2 separate regions of the Homo sapiens genome follow, and region 2 is linked to region 1. The links are chromatin loops, found by intact Hi-C in ENCODE. Cell type or tissue: natural killer cell. All regions are shown on one strand.

Region 1 (8,000 bases):
GGTGGGCAGATCACTTGAGGTCAGGAGGTTGAGGCTGTGGTGTGCTAGGATCGTGCCATTGCACTCCAGCCACTGCACTCCAGAGACAGACCCTGTCTCTGAAAAACAAAAAGCAACACAACAAAACAAAGAAACACAGAAAAGGAGATCCAGGATCCAGGAAAGCACAGAGGTGGAGGGCACATTTGAGGAAGTGGGGAATAGAGATGGGTGGCTGCCCACAGCAGCAGGAGCAGGAGGGAGTGGGCTGGGCTGGCTGCATGCAACTTTGAGAGGGGAACCTGGACGGCGCTGGAGGGGCACCTACTGTTGTTAGGACCCCACATCTGTAGAACCACAGAAGATGAGGTGCTGAGAAACCTTTTTCTCTGAAATCTTAGACAGCCAGACACTGGGCTGCTTGGAATCCTAAGTGAGAATGGGACCTCCCAGTAGTCTCTGGAGGACCCAAGTCAGGGGCTCACTGTGGCTCAGAGAAACAGCCTCCATTTCCAACCCGGCTGCAGAACTCCAGGTAAGGGACCTCAGACACAATCTGCCACATTGATCTTAACTTTGTAGCTTCCAGGGGCACAGGAGCCAAGGTCCATCTCTCAGCAGAGCCCTTCCCTACAGCCCTGTTTTATGTAAATCTGTCCCTGTGCTCCACCCTTCCCCCATCCTGTAGTCGCCTGTTACTCCTCTTGGGGGATGCCCCATGCTCCCGGGTGTGCACTGTGCAGTCTCTCTCATTGCACCAAGGTAACAAACCTGACTGTGTTGGGCTCTAATGGTGCCTCCCTGGGAGTCCTTATTAGATGTGCTTTGCTCTCCCTGGTTGACAGGAACACCCCACTATGGATGCAGTCTCAAAACCCTTTCACAACTGCCATTGCACTGGTGAAGTCAATACGATGAGTAGCTCCCTTTTACAGATGGAGAAGAGGCTCCTAGATCTCTTGTAAGTGGTGCTGGAGTCAAGCTGCAAAGCCCAGGAGACTCGCAGGTGCCAGCTGCAACAGGCCACAGCAGGAGGGACCTGGGCCTGGGTCCCCTCTGCTACAGTTGAGTAGAACAGAAGTGGCGGGCTGTAGCCAGGGCTTCACACCCACATACATGTTTCCAGCTTCTCTTGAAAAACAAGAAAGTCTGGTGACTCTAGGCCCCATACTAGCCCGGTAACTGCCCCGCTGATCCCTTTAGACCCAGCACACACCCTCCCGTTTCTCACGGGCCCCATCCAGCTACTGCACTGGTTTCTGTGATTCTCCTGCATCCTATAGCCATTTGAGTTTGTAATCTATGCTCCACAATGTTTCTGACAAAATGGGAGGCCCTTTCTGCTCCTAAACTGCGAGGCACAGGAAACTCACTGCTTCCTGAGGGAAGGGAAGGATGTCCATGTACGGGGGCCCTACCATGTGTGACTCGCTGTGCTGGGCATTTACATGCTTGCTCGTTTAGTGAACTGTGAGAAATGTAGGTTTGGCTTCATTTCAAAGATTTGCAAACTGAGGCCTCAATAGCAATGGAGTCTCGGTGACGTTTGGTGACTTGGATGAACCCTGCAGGAAGTGATGGACTGAGACTGGGCCAGATCTGTTCTCCTCCACAGACCATGCTCTGTCAGCTGCTGTATCCAGACTTCTGTTCTAAGGCTTTGGGGGTCATGTCATCATCTCTTCACCTCCCTCCAGGCACCCCAGGTGGAACACCCTCATGGGGTGTGACTGAGGGTATCACTCGGCCTTTTGTGGGAGGAACGAGGACAGAGCTGGTGGAGTAGGAGGGCCCGGTTTGGGTTTTTCCTCTAATTTATCAGCTGGGGACCCATGGAAAGAGAGCTCTGTGGTGCATAACGTTTGACCTCCAGTTCCGGGGCTGGGAGGAGCCAACAGCCAGAAATGCAAACCCCATTCCCCAGGGTAGATTATAGGGTCTCTTCCCAAGAGGAGACACAAGACCAACAGAAAACCAGCAGCTCCAGGGAATCAGTGTGAGAAGCAAGAGGCAGGAAAGGAGGAGACAGGTGGAGACGGCGGCCACAGTGCTCAGGCCAGCAGGACAGCTGGGGCAAGGGTGGCCAGCCTCAGGGCTATTCTTGCAGACACAGGGCTCAGACCACCCCCGTCCCTGTTTCAGACTGGACTCAAGGTTGACTGCAGCAGGCACCTGAGTCTCACAGAGAGCTGCCTGCATTTTGTTTCTTTCAAAAAAAGCAGTTTAGTGGCTAGGCAGAAACTGTTTGGTAAAATAAACACATAATCGACTCCTCGAGTAGCACCTGCTAATGTTGGAGAAAATAGCCCTGTGCTTGGCTGCAGGGTTTAACTGCTCTTGGGGTAAACCTGAGTGTGCACCAGAATCACCTGGAGAGCTTCTCAAAATGCAGATTGCTGGGCCTCATTCCTAGCAGTTACTGATTCAGTGGGTTAGGGATTTGCCTTTCTAACACGTTCGCAGCAGCGTGTTGTTTGTCCTTGCCTGGGATGATTCTACACTTTCCGGTACTAGTGGGAAGACCACACTTCCAGAACCTTGGCTGGGCTGATTCCATCACTGGTGTTTGCTGCCACCATCTGGTCACTCCTGAGAATGATGTGCTCTTTCTCGGGTTTGCCTCAATTTCGTTCATTCATCTGGTTGTTCATTTTAATTTTTATTTCACTGAAAGTATCTTCACTGGGATAAATTACCTTTCTTATAGGTCTCTCAATGAAGATTTGATTTATCCATTGGGCCTTAAAACTTCTTGTCAAATTTTGCCAATGTAACTCCTGCCTCTGCAAGTTTTCTTTATGAACTATTACTTTATCCATGGTTTAGTCAATTAAAAATTTTATCTGTGATTATTTACCTATTGTATTTTGTACTGATTATTTATTTTTTCTTCTTTTTTTTTTTGATATGGAGTCTCACTCTGTTGCCCAGCCTGGAGTACAGTGGCGTGATCTCAGCTTACTGTAGCCTGCTGTAAGCCACTGGGCTAGAGGTTGCTTGTGTGCAGGATGACTGTGGGGCAGCTGACAATACAGCCCCCTGCTCCCTGTTGGTCCTTGGAGATAAGGCAGAGAGCACTGTCACTCGCTGAGTGCCTGGGCCCTCATCTCAGACCGGCTGCTGTCCAGATCCTGGCCATGCCACTCAGAGTGATGTGACTTGGGTGTGGTGGGATAGACACTTGAATGTGGGAAATGCAGGTTGTTCTTTGAGCACCCAGGAAGTAGCAACTCCTCCAGTGTGGGAGAATCAGGGAAGGTTTCCCAAGGAACTATGGCTAAGCCGAATATCCCCAGAAAAGTAGAATAACCCCGCATGTTCTCGAGGGGAGAGTAGAGAACAGCTACAAAGGCAGAGAAGCAATCCCCTAACAGCTGGGCAGTGGTAGGGAGGGTCACCCATACAATATAGTGTAGACTCCCTTTTGGGTCCCCAAATGGATCTAAGAGTAAATCAGAGTTCAGTGGACATGGAGAGGGTAGTGATTTTCCAGGAGGAGGGACAGCCCATATGAAAGGAGTCTGCCGGTTCAAGACCCATGCGGAGTTGAGCAGGGCTGGGTGTGATGATGCAAGGGGTGGAGGGGAGGCTGGGCTGAGCTGAGGCCTGTGCGTCCACCACACCACGCTGGCTCTCGGCCTCAGCTGGAGCTCATCACACTGAGCCATGGAGCGGGGCATTGCACACAGAGGGGCAAGCTTGAAATGAGGTTGAGTTGGCACCTAGGCTGACTGTATTAGAGACTTTAACTTGCTTCTTGTGTTTCTTGAGTCTTTTCCACCTTGCTTGAAATAGCCATAGTGCAGCCATCCCTCCACTGACTCCTTTACCCATTTATCTGTCTGACCATCTGTCCTCCTTCCGTCGATTTCTCTACTGGGTGATGGGAACACAGAGGAAAATGGGCCATGGCCCTTCTGTCCAGATTCCAGACCCAACAGCCTTTCCTCATGTGTCTGGATGTAGAGCCACTCACCCTACTCTGTCTCGTCCATGAAATCCTGTTCACCTTTCAAGGTTCCCCTTTCAATGAATCCCTCCTCTGTGAAGCTCCCCCTGGTGGTGCCAGGCAGAATCAGCACCTCCCTACACTGCTGCCTGGGACACAGTTCCTTGAATGAACGGATAGATGAGCCAGGAGTGGTCACTTCCTGGTTATTTCACTGCATTGATCCATTCATTTGCTGTTGAGTCAAGGAAAGGTGAAAAAAGAAACAAAAAGGGGGTCTTGGCAGCAGCTCTCTCGTTCTGCAACTCAGAGCTGAGACCAGATGCCAGCCTGACAGATGCTCGGAGCATCCCTACCTGCCTCACCCCACCCCAACAGGCTGTGGGAACCTTGAGAGGTGCATAACTCTGGGGAGGCACTGGTCGCGGAGTCTGGAAGACTGGTGCTGTCTGCCCCGCCATGTCTTTCTCTCCAGTGCACATCCTGTCTCCACCCTCTCACATCTGCCTCTACTACCTGTCTTGCATTCTACAGCAATGAGCAGAAATTGTAGCCACTACTCAGGCATGCAGGAAATAGAAATCCTTTTTATTCTAATTCCAACCCCCACTCTGATGAAGTGCAAGAATCCTAATCTTGGCCAACACAGGACCTTCTCTCTTCCCTTATAGCTGAGGCTGGAATTTGGAGAAGAGAGGGCTTCTGCTTCTTGGTATCATTTGTCTGTGCATGTCATGGAGTGGGGAGGGTGGCATCCTTCATCCCTGTTGTGTGACCTCATGACCTCTTAGGGTCTGGCTGGCTACCTTCCTGCCCCTTCTGGGCTGATTTTGGCTCTCAGGAATTCTTCTGTTGAGAGATTGCCTAAGATTCCCTCTGCTTAGACGTCCAATGCAACCCTTCCTTCCTTCCTCCCTCCCTCCCTCCCTCCCTCTCTCCCTCTTTCCCTCTCTCTTTCTTTCTCTCTTTTTTTTCTTTCCTTCCTTCCTTCTTTCCTTTCTTTTTTTTTTTGACAGGGTCTCACTCTGTCACCCAGGCTTGAGTGCAGTGGTGCAATCTTGGCTCACTGCAACTTCTGCCTCCCGAGTTCAAGCAATTCTCATACCTCAGCCTCCCGAGTAACTAGAACTACAGGCGCGCACCACCATGCCTGGCTAATTTTTGTATTTTTAGTAGTGACGCCATTTTGCCATGTTGGCCAGGCTGGTCTCGAACTCCTAACCTCAAGTGATCTGCCTGCCTCGGCCTCCCAAAGTGCTGGGATTACAGGCATGAGCCACGATGCCCAGCCTGATGTGATCATTTCTCTTGAGAACACCCCTGCTACATCTCCAGAGTCTTACCTGGATACAGGCTTAGCTTGCCTCTGCTCAGAGACCCAACACACTTACCTGTATTCTTATGTTTCCCTCAGTCTCAGCCTGCGAGCAACTTGCAGGACCCCCTCTTTGGGATCTGCTCAAATCTACTCTCTCGTTGTTCCCCCCAACTCCTCTTTTTCCTGTTAGCCTTGGTAATGGGGTCCTGATTGATGGGAGGCTGGTGGTGAAGTAAGGAGAGGTGGTGGAATCCTTATTCTTATCCACCATGTTTTTCTTGTCCATGAAATCCTATTCGTCTGTCAAGGATTATCTTTCAGTGAGTCCCTCCCCTGTGAAGCTCCACCTGATGGTGGCAGGCAGAATCTAAGGGCCTTCTTAGGCTTTGAGACTCAAAGCCTGAAAAATGTCCCTTTTTGTAATCTACCTTCTTTTGTGGGGTCATGAGCACCCAGTGGGGAAGGACTGGGTGGGGTGAGGCAGGAACAGTCAGGAATGAATGTTATCCTCCTCACTGCCTCGCAGCAGCCCAACTTCCTAGACCCCACAGGTTCCCATCTGTATCATGCAGTGCCTGCTCAAACCCATGGCTGTTACTATGAGCTTGCACCAACTGGTGCTATTCCACTTCTGGAACTATATGGGACTTCTAGTTCCAGAAGTGGAATAGCACCAGTTGATGCAAAAGTAATAGATATATAATATATATCTTACTTTTCTGTAATATATAATATATATCTTACTTTTCTGTAATATATATAATATATAACAGAATATATATTACAGAAATTAATATATATAATATATATTACAGAAAAAAATGAGAAAGGAATCAAAGAGGTACACTCCAAAAAATAAACTAAACAGAAGAAACATGTAGAAACATGTAAAAACATGCAGTGTAAAACATGCAGAAAAAATGGTAAAATGGCTGAAATAAGTCCTTTCTTATCAGTAATAACTTTAAATGTAAATTTATTAAACTCTCCAATCAAAAGGCAGAGATTGGCAGAATGAATTAAGAAAACAATCCAACTGAAGGCTGTATATGGAAAACTCACTTTAGATCAAAAGACACAAGTGAGTTGAACATGGGAAGATAGAGAAAGATATTCTATGCAAATAATAACCAAAACAAAGCTAGGATGGCTACACTAATATCAGAAAAAAATAGTCTTTAAGTCAAAAATCATTACAAGGGACAAAGAAAGTCATTGTGCATTGATAAAGGGGTCAATTAATCAAGAAGATATAACAATTATAAACATATGCACATTAATCAAGAGAACCCTAAATTAAATGAAGCAGACATTAACAGAATTAAAAAGCAAAATATTTCCATAATAATAGCTGGAGACTTCGAATACTTACTTTAAATAATGAATAGAAAACTATAATTAAATAGAGGACTTCAGCAACACTAAAGATCTAACTAGACTTAACATACATCTACAGAACACTCTACCCAACAACAGAAGAATACACATTCTTTTCAAGTGCACTTGACTGCGCTCCAGAATAGAACATGTTAGGTAATAAAGCAACTCAATAAGTTAAAAAGCTTGAAATCATACAAAATATCTTCTTTGACCACAATGGAATAAAACTAAAAATCAATAGCAGAAGGAAAACTGAAAAGTTTATAAATATGTGTAAACTAAACAACACACTCTTAACCAATAGATACCTCCAAAGTATGAGGAATAGAAAATACTTAGAGATGGATGAAAACATCAACACAACATACTAAAATGTAGGGGATACAGCAAAAACAGCACTCAGAGAGAGCTCAGCAACTTAACTGTAATATATTAAATAACTAGAAAAATCAGAGCAAACCAAACCCAAAGCTCACAGAAGGAATGAAATAATAAATATAGAGCAGAGACAAATGAAATAGAGACTAGAAACACAATAGAGAGAATCAACACAACAAAAAACTGATTATTTGAAAAGAGCAACAAAATTGACAAACCTTTAGCTAGACTAAGAAAATAAAAAGGAAAAGATGCAAATAACTAAAATCAGTAACGAAAATGGATACATTACTACTGCTTTACAGAAGTAAAAAGGATTATAACAGAATACTATGAATAATTGTGCACCTATAAATTAGATAACCCATATGAAAGGGACACATACTGATATGGTTTGGCTCTGTGTCCCCACCCAAATCTCATGTTGAATTGTAATCCTGATTGTTGGAGGTGGGGCCTGGTGGGATCATGAGGGTGGCTTCTAATGGTTTAGCGCCATCCCCTTAGTGCCGCCTCGTGATACAGTTCTCACAAGATCTGCTTGTTTGAAAGTGTGTAGCACTTCCCCCATTGCTCTCTCCTTCCTGCCAGCCATGTGAATATGCGCCTGCTTCCCCTTTGCCTCTTCCATGATTGTAAGTTTCCTGAGGCCTCCCAAGAAACAGAAGCCTGTACAGACCTGCAGAACAGTGAGCCAATTAAACATCTTTTTCTTTATATAAATTACCCAGTCTAAGGTATGTCTTTATAGCAGTGTGAGAATGGACTAATATGCATACAAATTACCAAAAGTGACTCAAGATGACCTCATAACAACAGCCTATTTTCACTATCAGTGTCGATCTCACCTAATCCTATACCTTTAAACACTATCTAAATGCTGTGATTCCTGATTTTTTTCTGCAGACTGACTGTCTCTTGAACTCCAACACATGTATATTCAGCTTTCTATTCAACAGCTACACTATGATAGCTTATAACATTTCAAATTTAAAT
Region 2 (8,000 bases), 630 kb before region 1:
GTCTACATCAAAAAGAAAGTCACAAGTGCAGATAATCTGAGTGGTAGTTGTGGTCAGTGGAAGAGCTACTACTCACATAGCTACACTTACGAAGGCAGCTCTGAGACAGGTGAGGAGGCCGACTTATTTCTTCAAGGATGCTGCAACTGAAAAGGCTTTGTCTTGCTTTTCTTCTCTTTGCCTTCCTCTTTTCTTCCGCCAAGTTTTCTTCCTTGAATTTGCAGCAGTCACATGGACTCCTCTTCTCCTTCCTTCTCCTTCTCCTTCCTCTTCTTTTCTTCTTCCTCCTCCTTGCTCCTCATCCCGCTTCTCCTCCTCCTCCTCTTCTTCCTCCCCTCTTTTCTCTTCTCCTCTCCTCTCCACTGCCTTCTATTTATGTATTGCAAACCCTTTTATTCTTATAGTCAGTGGTCTTGTAAGGGAGCCCTTTAAAGGCATATTTTTAAGATGACAGGGGCAGTGATTTGTGTAAGCTATTTGAATCATTTGTGTAAAAAGTTAAAAAAATCCTATTTGTGCTATTACACTCATTTATTCAAATGGTGTTGACTTACAGAACTCAGTTGCAGTATATATATAAATCTTCTCTATCATCTATGACTATGACTTCTTTATTTAAAAACTTTTTTTACATAAAACTGTTTTGTTTTTAATTGACACAGAATAATTGAATTATTTTTCTTGAATTGTAATGTCTGACTGTTTATTCTCTATGGTTTTCTGTATTCTGACTCTATACTCTCCCCTCCGTCCACTTAACCCCACTCAAATTGCAAATGCTGAAACCTTAGTGACTGCCCTCTACCAAACCATTCTTGTTCTCTTTTTTTCATCTCATCTTGTCTTTGTCTTCCTAAATGCCTTCTCTATCATTAGCATGAATTCTGATTTATAAAGCCTTCCTTTCTGTTTATTTTATTTATTGCTTTTATTTAAAAAATAAATAGAGACAGGGTCTTGCTATGTTGCTTAGACTGGTGTTGAACTCCTGGCCTCAAGGGATCCTCCCACCTTGACCTTTCAGAGTGTTGGGATCACAGGCCTGAGCCACTGTGCTTGGCCCCTGCTTTCTTTTTCTATATCTTTCACTGAACCTCTTTTTCTTGTTCCGCTCCATGTTGTGAAGCTTGATGCTGTCTTCCTGCTCTAACTTTACTTTCTGTTTGCCTGTATTCTTCTTCAGTGGAGCTTGGTCATGGTTGTGAAGTGAGCTTTCATCCTGGGTCAGGTTCACCCCTCTCCCCTGCCCCGTAGGTGAAGGTGCCTAAAAGGGCTTTTAGATGACCAAGATGGTGACTGTTGACTGATAACAAAGATTGATCAGCCTAGTGTAGTTTAAATTGTCCCAAGTTTAGAAACCAAAGCCATAAAAAAATAGTTGGCTGGAGATATTGGACAACTTGATTGTTAGATTTCTGGAAAGTTCTTACTTAACCTGAAAAAAATCTGGGAGATTATTTTTTTTTTCTAAGTTTTTTTTCAGTATAAAAATAGTGTGTGCTTACCATAGAAAACTTGAAAAATAAAGAAAGTAGAAAGGAAGGAAAAATTAAATTAAAATTATACTACCTCGAATCAATCATGGTTAATATTCAGGTGCATTTGCTTCTGTTCATTTTTCTATGTGGAACATATAATAAGAAATACACATGACTAAAAGCTCATTCTGTAAACGTGAATGCTCACTTGGTTTCACTCACTGTGCACTAGAAGCTTTAAAATACTATAAAAATATTAACAATGTTATCTCCATCACTGCAAAAACAAGTATCTGTTTGTTTTTGCAGTGATCCTCTTCTTATCTAATAATGTGTTTTTTTTGTCTTAAAGTCTACATAGTCTGTTAATGTGGCTAACCCAGAATTTGCCATGTATATTTTTCTATCATTTTCTTTGAACCGTTCTTTATTCTTACATTTTAAGGGTGTCTCTTATGAATATCATATAGCTTTAGTTATTTCTTTTGTACTCTGACAATCATTGTTTTTTAAGTGAATTTAGTGTATTTTCAGGAATTGTGATTATTATATCTGAACTTTTCTGTATCTCCTCACTTTGTGCTATTTGTCTCACCTTTTCAGTGCTTCTTTTTCCTCCTTTCTCATCTCTTACTTTTTTTGGATTGATAGCTATTTTTAAAATATATATTTAAATGGCAGATTGTAGTTTATAAAAATGGCTGCAACAACACAACAATTGCTCTTATTCCATGTTTTATCCAAAGTGACCTTGCCACTCTCCATTAAAAGGTGGAGATTATTTTCCTAGTTCTTGAACTTTGGCTGGTCCTGTGACTGCTTTGAACAATAGAACAATGCAGAAATGATACCGTGCCAGTGCTGGGCATAGTTTTTTTTTCAATAGACTTTATTATTATTTAATTAATAAACTATATTTTTAAAAGCAGTTTCAGGTTTACAGCAAAATTGAGCAGGAAGTACAGAGATTTCCTATATGCACCTTCTTCCAATACATGCACAGCCTCCCTCACTATCAATATCCCCAACCAGAGTAGTACATTCCTTATAACTGATGAACCTACATTGACACATCATCATCACCCATAGTTTACCTTAGGGTTCATTCTTGGTGTTGTATCAAGTAATTTTTAAAATCTTCTTTTCTTTTATATATTTTCTAAAATTTCCACAGTAAGAAAAAAATTAAAAAGTCAAAAAATCGTGTGGAGATCCTGACACTCAGAGCCAGCTTCTATTAAAAGTTTGTTACATAGTCTTTCAGACTTTTTCTAAGCACATTTATAATATTTTTCTTAAAAAGTGGGATTTTATTATATTTACAGTTTGTTAACTCTATTTTTAATTTAGCAATACCTTATGAATATCTTTCAATGCCAGTTAGTATTTTTTAAATCACCATTTAAAAATTGCCATGTAGTATTCCATTCTATGTATCATAATGTACTCAACTAATCAGCAATCATTTGTTATTTAGATTGTTTACAGTGTTTTCCATCATAAAATACATCGTGATAAACATTTTTTTTTTTTTAGATGGAGTCTTGCTCTGTTGCCCAGGCTGGAGTGCAGTGGTGCAATCTTGGCTCACTGCAACCTCCACCTCCTGGGTTCAAGCGATTCTCTTGCCTCAGCCTCCTGAGTAGCTGGGATTACAGGTGCGCACTACCACACCCGGCTAATTTTTGTAGTTTTTTAGTAGAGACGGGGTTTCACCATGTTGGCCAGGCTAGTCTCAAACTCCTGACCTCAGGTGATCTGCCCGCCTCGGCCTCCCAAAGTATTGAGATTACAATTGTGAGCCACCACATCCGGCCTATGATAAGCATTCTTGAACAGATACATATTTGCCAATGATTTCCTTAAGCTAAATTCCTAGAATGGGATTCCTGAGCCAAAGAGAATGTTTATATTTTAAAGCTTTTCCTATAAATTGCCCAACACCCCTTTGTTGGTTTACTCTCCCATTACTCAAACTTGAGCAGAATGTTGTTTGTCATACTCTTGCCAATCTTAGTATGACCATGCTTTACAATTGTTGCCAAGTAACAGGCTTAAAAAAGTCAAATCACTGTTGTTTTCCTTTGAATTTCTTCAATTCACGGTTTGGCTCAAATAAAAAAACAATAGTCTATTGGCCATTTCCTGTTTCTTGTTGCACTTACCATGTAATGTGCAAGGATTTTTTAATTTTTTAATTTTTATTGTTTGACAGAGTCTCGCCCTGTCGCCCAGCCTGGAGTACAGTGGCGTGATCTCAGCTCACTGCAACCTCTGCCTCCTGGGGGTTCAAGTGATTCTCCTGCCTCAGCCTCCCCAGTAGCTGGGATTACAGCTGTGCGCTGTCATTCCCGGCTAATTTTTATATTTTTAGTAGAGATGGGGTTTTGCCATGTTGGCCAGGCTGGTTTCAAACTCCTGCCTTGGCCTCCCAAAGTGCTGGGACTAAAGGCATGGTGCAAGGATTTTGACTGCTGTAACTTAATGGAATTTACCCTAATGAGATATTTCTCCAATATTGTTATTTAGAAGGTCTTTTTCATTCAGGATTTTTGAAGATAACAAAAGGATTCCTTGAGAACGTACATCACTTCTCTGGGGTGGAGTTGGTAGAAATATTCTGCAGGATGCTTGTCCCAGGTGTGCCTGTAACTTTAGGAGGGCTCTTCTGGCTAGAGCTCATTATCTTTTTAAAATCTGAGCAGTCCGGTGTGTATTCTTTTCTTCTGCTGGTTTAAAATTTAGCTTGCCTTTTAGGTAAAAGTCTGGGCCCAATAATCCTTCCAGTATAAGACAATGAAACACCCTTTCCTCTTCTTCTCCAAACAGTTTGCAGTGGGTTGGGGTGAGGATGATTTTGAGGGAGTGAAAACGAGGGTGTGAAGGTAATTAATGGCAAGTGCCACACAAGATAGAATGTGAAATTCCAGTGGCTTAACACATTGAAGACTTATTTTCCACTCATGGAAAGTCTAGTGAAGATTGGGTAGTCCTTCTGCACACATGTTATTAGTCAGAGGTATTCACACGCCCCACCTTGCAAATGAGACTGGGAAATAGAAGAGCACATGGGCATTTTGTGAGCACTCACGTCTCTGTCACAAGAGGGCAGGCTATCCTCACTGAATCATTTCATGCCCATACCATGTGGGTTGAATATACATGTGTTGCGAATGTTGAACACCGCCCCCATATATTTAACATTGTATTAATCTTACAAATCATATATATATTTGTATATATATATATTTATTTATGCTCAGAGCTTTGTATCTCTTTCCTTTATCATCATTATCATCATCTGCAGCTGCAGCAGCAGTAGTATCAGTATAGCATCACCAATATTCTTGTAGTGAACATTTATTCCATTCTTGGTATCAGCCAGTCTTTGTGCTAAGCACCTCACATGTATTAGTTATTTTAATTGTCAAATGCAGGTACTACTATTATCATTATGTTACAGGTATGAACACTGAGGTTCAAATAAATTAAGTAACTCATGTCTGACCCCAGAGCTGGTATTTTCAGCTACTGTAACACAATATTAGCCTCTGTATTAGTTTCCTAGGGAAGCCACACATTATCAAAGACTAGGTGGCTTAAAACAACAGAAATTTATTCTCTCACAGGTCAGGAGGCCAGAAGTCCAAATTCAAGGCATTAGCAGGGTTGGTTCCTTCTGGAGGCTCTAAGGGGGGAATCTGTTCCATGCATCTCTTTTAGCTTCTAGTGGTTGCCATCAATCCTTGGCTTCATTGGCTTGTAGACACATCCCTCCAATCTGTGCCCCCATCTTCATATCACCTTGTTCTCTATGTCTCTGGGTTTCTCTCTGTTCCTTTCCTCTTGTAACGATGCTAGTCATTGGATTTAGAGCCTACATGCGGTCAGTATAATATCACTTAATCTTTACCTTGATTACATCTATAAAACCCATATTTGCAAGTAAGTCACATTCTGAGGTTCCAGATGAGCATGCATTTTTGAGTGACACTATTCAACCCATTACAGCCTCCTATATTTTATTTCCTAAAGAGCTCCCATGTTGCTATGAATCTTCATGAACGTACCTTTGAATGGATACACAGTATTCTATTTCCCTATTTGTGGGCGTTTAGGTCGGGGAGGGCCATGCTAGCACGTAGAACCTTTGTCTAAGTTACACAAACGCATCCTCTTTTCTGGGCTGGCTGAAGTGCCAGGCTCAGTGAGCTGCACAGAGGCTGGATTTAACCACCTACTTACCCCCTTTGCCAGTGTTCTTTGTACAGGGCACAGCTTGCACACTGGACATGGAGGCCCAGGTCTGAGTGCATGGAATCTGCTTTTACCTTTGTTTCAGAGTAGGGCACATGCAATGTCTGAATCACTAGAGATCTTTTTCTCCAAATGCCTCCTTTACACAGAAGGAAAAAAAAATTGTAGTGTTTTATATTAATATGTTGTTTACTGATTCTATAATAGTTGAAATCTATTATTTTTCAGTCTCAATAATTTTTAAATTTTAGTCCAGAAATTTTGACTAATTTTGCTACAAACTAGGATAAGGTCCCCAATCTCTTGACTTTCTGCTGTATTTTTAATTACATCATGCTGATTCACGTAGCACCTTGCTTCCTATTTTACATTTAGCTGTGACATAAGCATTATTTAAAAATGCTTATTATTAGAGATGTATTCATCCTTTTATGTCTGAATTCTTAACTTCTGAAACTAAAGCTTTCTTCCTTTCTTTTGAACTTTGCTTGGAAAAATATTTTTTGGCCAGATAAAATAAAATATAAGTACTGCGTTTTAAAATTAAAATGATCACCTTTCTGCATATCTTTATAAATATTCATCCATAACTATAGTACTTTGGTTGCTGTGACAAGTTTGCTATTTTAATAGTGCACATTTCAAAGGACAATGGAGGAAAAATATGACATCTTCCTTTCCTTCAATTTAAATAACTTTTTTCTGAACACTTATTTTATTTTAATTTTCTAGAGAAAAAGTTCAGTTTATTTTCTGAGGCTTAAAATAAATGGAATAAAGAAGAAATCAAGCCAGGTGTGGTGGCTCATGCCTGTAAAAGCAGTACTTTAGGAAGGTGAGGCAGGAGGATCGCTTGAGCTCTGGAGTTGGAGATCAGCCTGGGCAACATAGTGAGACCCCATCTCTACAAAAAATAAAAAGAATTAACTTGGCATGGTGGTGCACATCTGTAGTGCCAGCTACTTGGGCGGCTGAAGTAGGAGGACCACTTGAGTCTAGGAGGTCAAGGCTGAAGTGAGCCATGATTGCACCACTGCACTCCAGCCTGGGCAACAGAGTGAGACACTTTTTCAAAAGAAGAAGAAATCAAGTCTATATCTAACTAGTAGAGTGAAATTCTTAGTACATGCTTTCTCCATAGTTACCATTGTGGCCAATTGTGCAAGGTCCTTGATGGTAGGAAATGCATCTGATTCCTCTTTACGATCCTTCACACAATGCCAATCAACATGATTCCCAATAAATTCACTCTGATTGAATGAATGATACAGCTGCCATCTTTCCTTGTCCATATCCATTCTGCTCTGGCCGCCCTGACTATCCATTCTCTGAACACAGGGCCCTCCTTCATATCTCCATGCCTTTGCAGATGTTATTTCCTCTGCTAGGAGTACTCGTTATCTAGTGATTCCTTTGCGTAGCTCTTCCTCATCTTTTAAGACCTAGCTCAAGTGTCACTTCTTTTGTGAAGCATGTCTCAAGGCCAAGATGATACCTCATTTATCTTTATGTTCCTGGTGGCTGGCACAGAGTCAAAGTTAACCAAATGTGTAGTGAATGAGCAAGTGAATGAAGAGAAGGGACAGAACCAGGATTCCACAGTGGATAAGAGCATATATCTCTATCTCTATCTGTATCTATCTATCTATCTATCTATCTATCTATCTATCCATCCATCTATCTATCTATCTATCATCTATCTATCTATACACACACACACACACACACACACACACATACAACCTGAATTCATTGCTCTGCTTCTTGACTTACCATTGTGTGACCTAGGTCAGGTAACGTTACCACTCTGGGACTTAGTTTTCTTAGTTGCAGAATGAAGATAATGATAGTACTTGACTCAAAGGGTTCCCTGTGAGAATAAAATGAGATCTTGTACATAAAGTCCTTTGTCTAATAAGAGCTAAATAATGTCAGCAGAATAGTTCTATGGTTTTTCTTTGATTGTAATGGAAATATTCAGTGTTGGCTGAAGCTGGCTGACCTCAGTGTGATGGTATCAGATGGAAATGTTTTGGTTGGGAAGCCAAAATGCTACCACCACATTTTCTTCCAAACTAAAGAAACTCCAAAAAAGCAAAATCCATGTAACTGGAAAACACTAGTTGATTAGAATTTCCTGATACTTGAGTTCTAAGAGAAAGAGACAAAACCACACACACAAACCTAATAGAAGAATATTCCTAAATGTAAACACCTTGCAAATAACTGCGAGGGGATGACTCTTAGAATATCTTCAGCCCAATA

What was found. Hi-C counts contacts between places; a loop is a spot of excess contacts. Peaks named below come from ENCODE experiments on the same cell type or tissue, not always from the same donor. Only the 100,000 strongest peaks of a DNase experiment are listed, where the experiment ranks them.
Region 2: it touches region 1 in a loop (10-fold over the local background); 53 of 110 quality-filtered maps call a loop at or near these places.

The regions. Positions count from the first base shown.
Region 1 is chr10:49,589,269-49,597,268 of GRCh38, reverse strand. No RefSeq gene overlaps it. Among named protein-coding and RNA genes, the nearest start is that of SLC18A3, 17 kb to the left of the region's middle. RefSeq lists enhancers at 1,533-2,032, 2,033-2,534, 3,143-3,642, 3,643-4,144. In natural killer cell, CTCF peaks have their summits at 2,549 (motif pointing left) and 4,012 (motif pointing left); DNase peaks (open chromatin) are centred at 2,558 and 4,038; H3K27me3 peaks cover 285 bases.
Region 2 is chr10:50,221,104-50,229,103 of GRCh38, reverse strand. All of the region lies in intron 7 of ASAH2 (N-acylsphingosine amidohydrolase 2), which reads left to right. Among named protein-coding and RNA genes, the nearest start is that of ASAH2, 26 kb to the left of the region's middle. RefSeq lists a silencer at 4,489-4,668. In natural killer cell, no CTCF peak of the experiment used is centred here; a DNase peak (open chromatin) is centred at 4,583; H3K27me3 peaks cover 284 bases.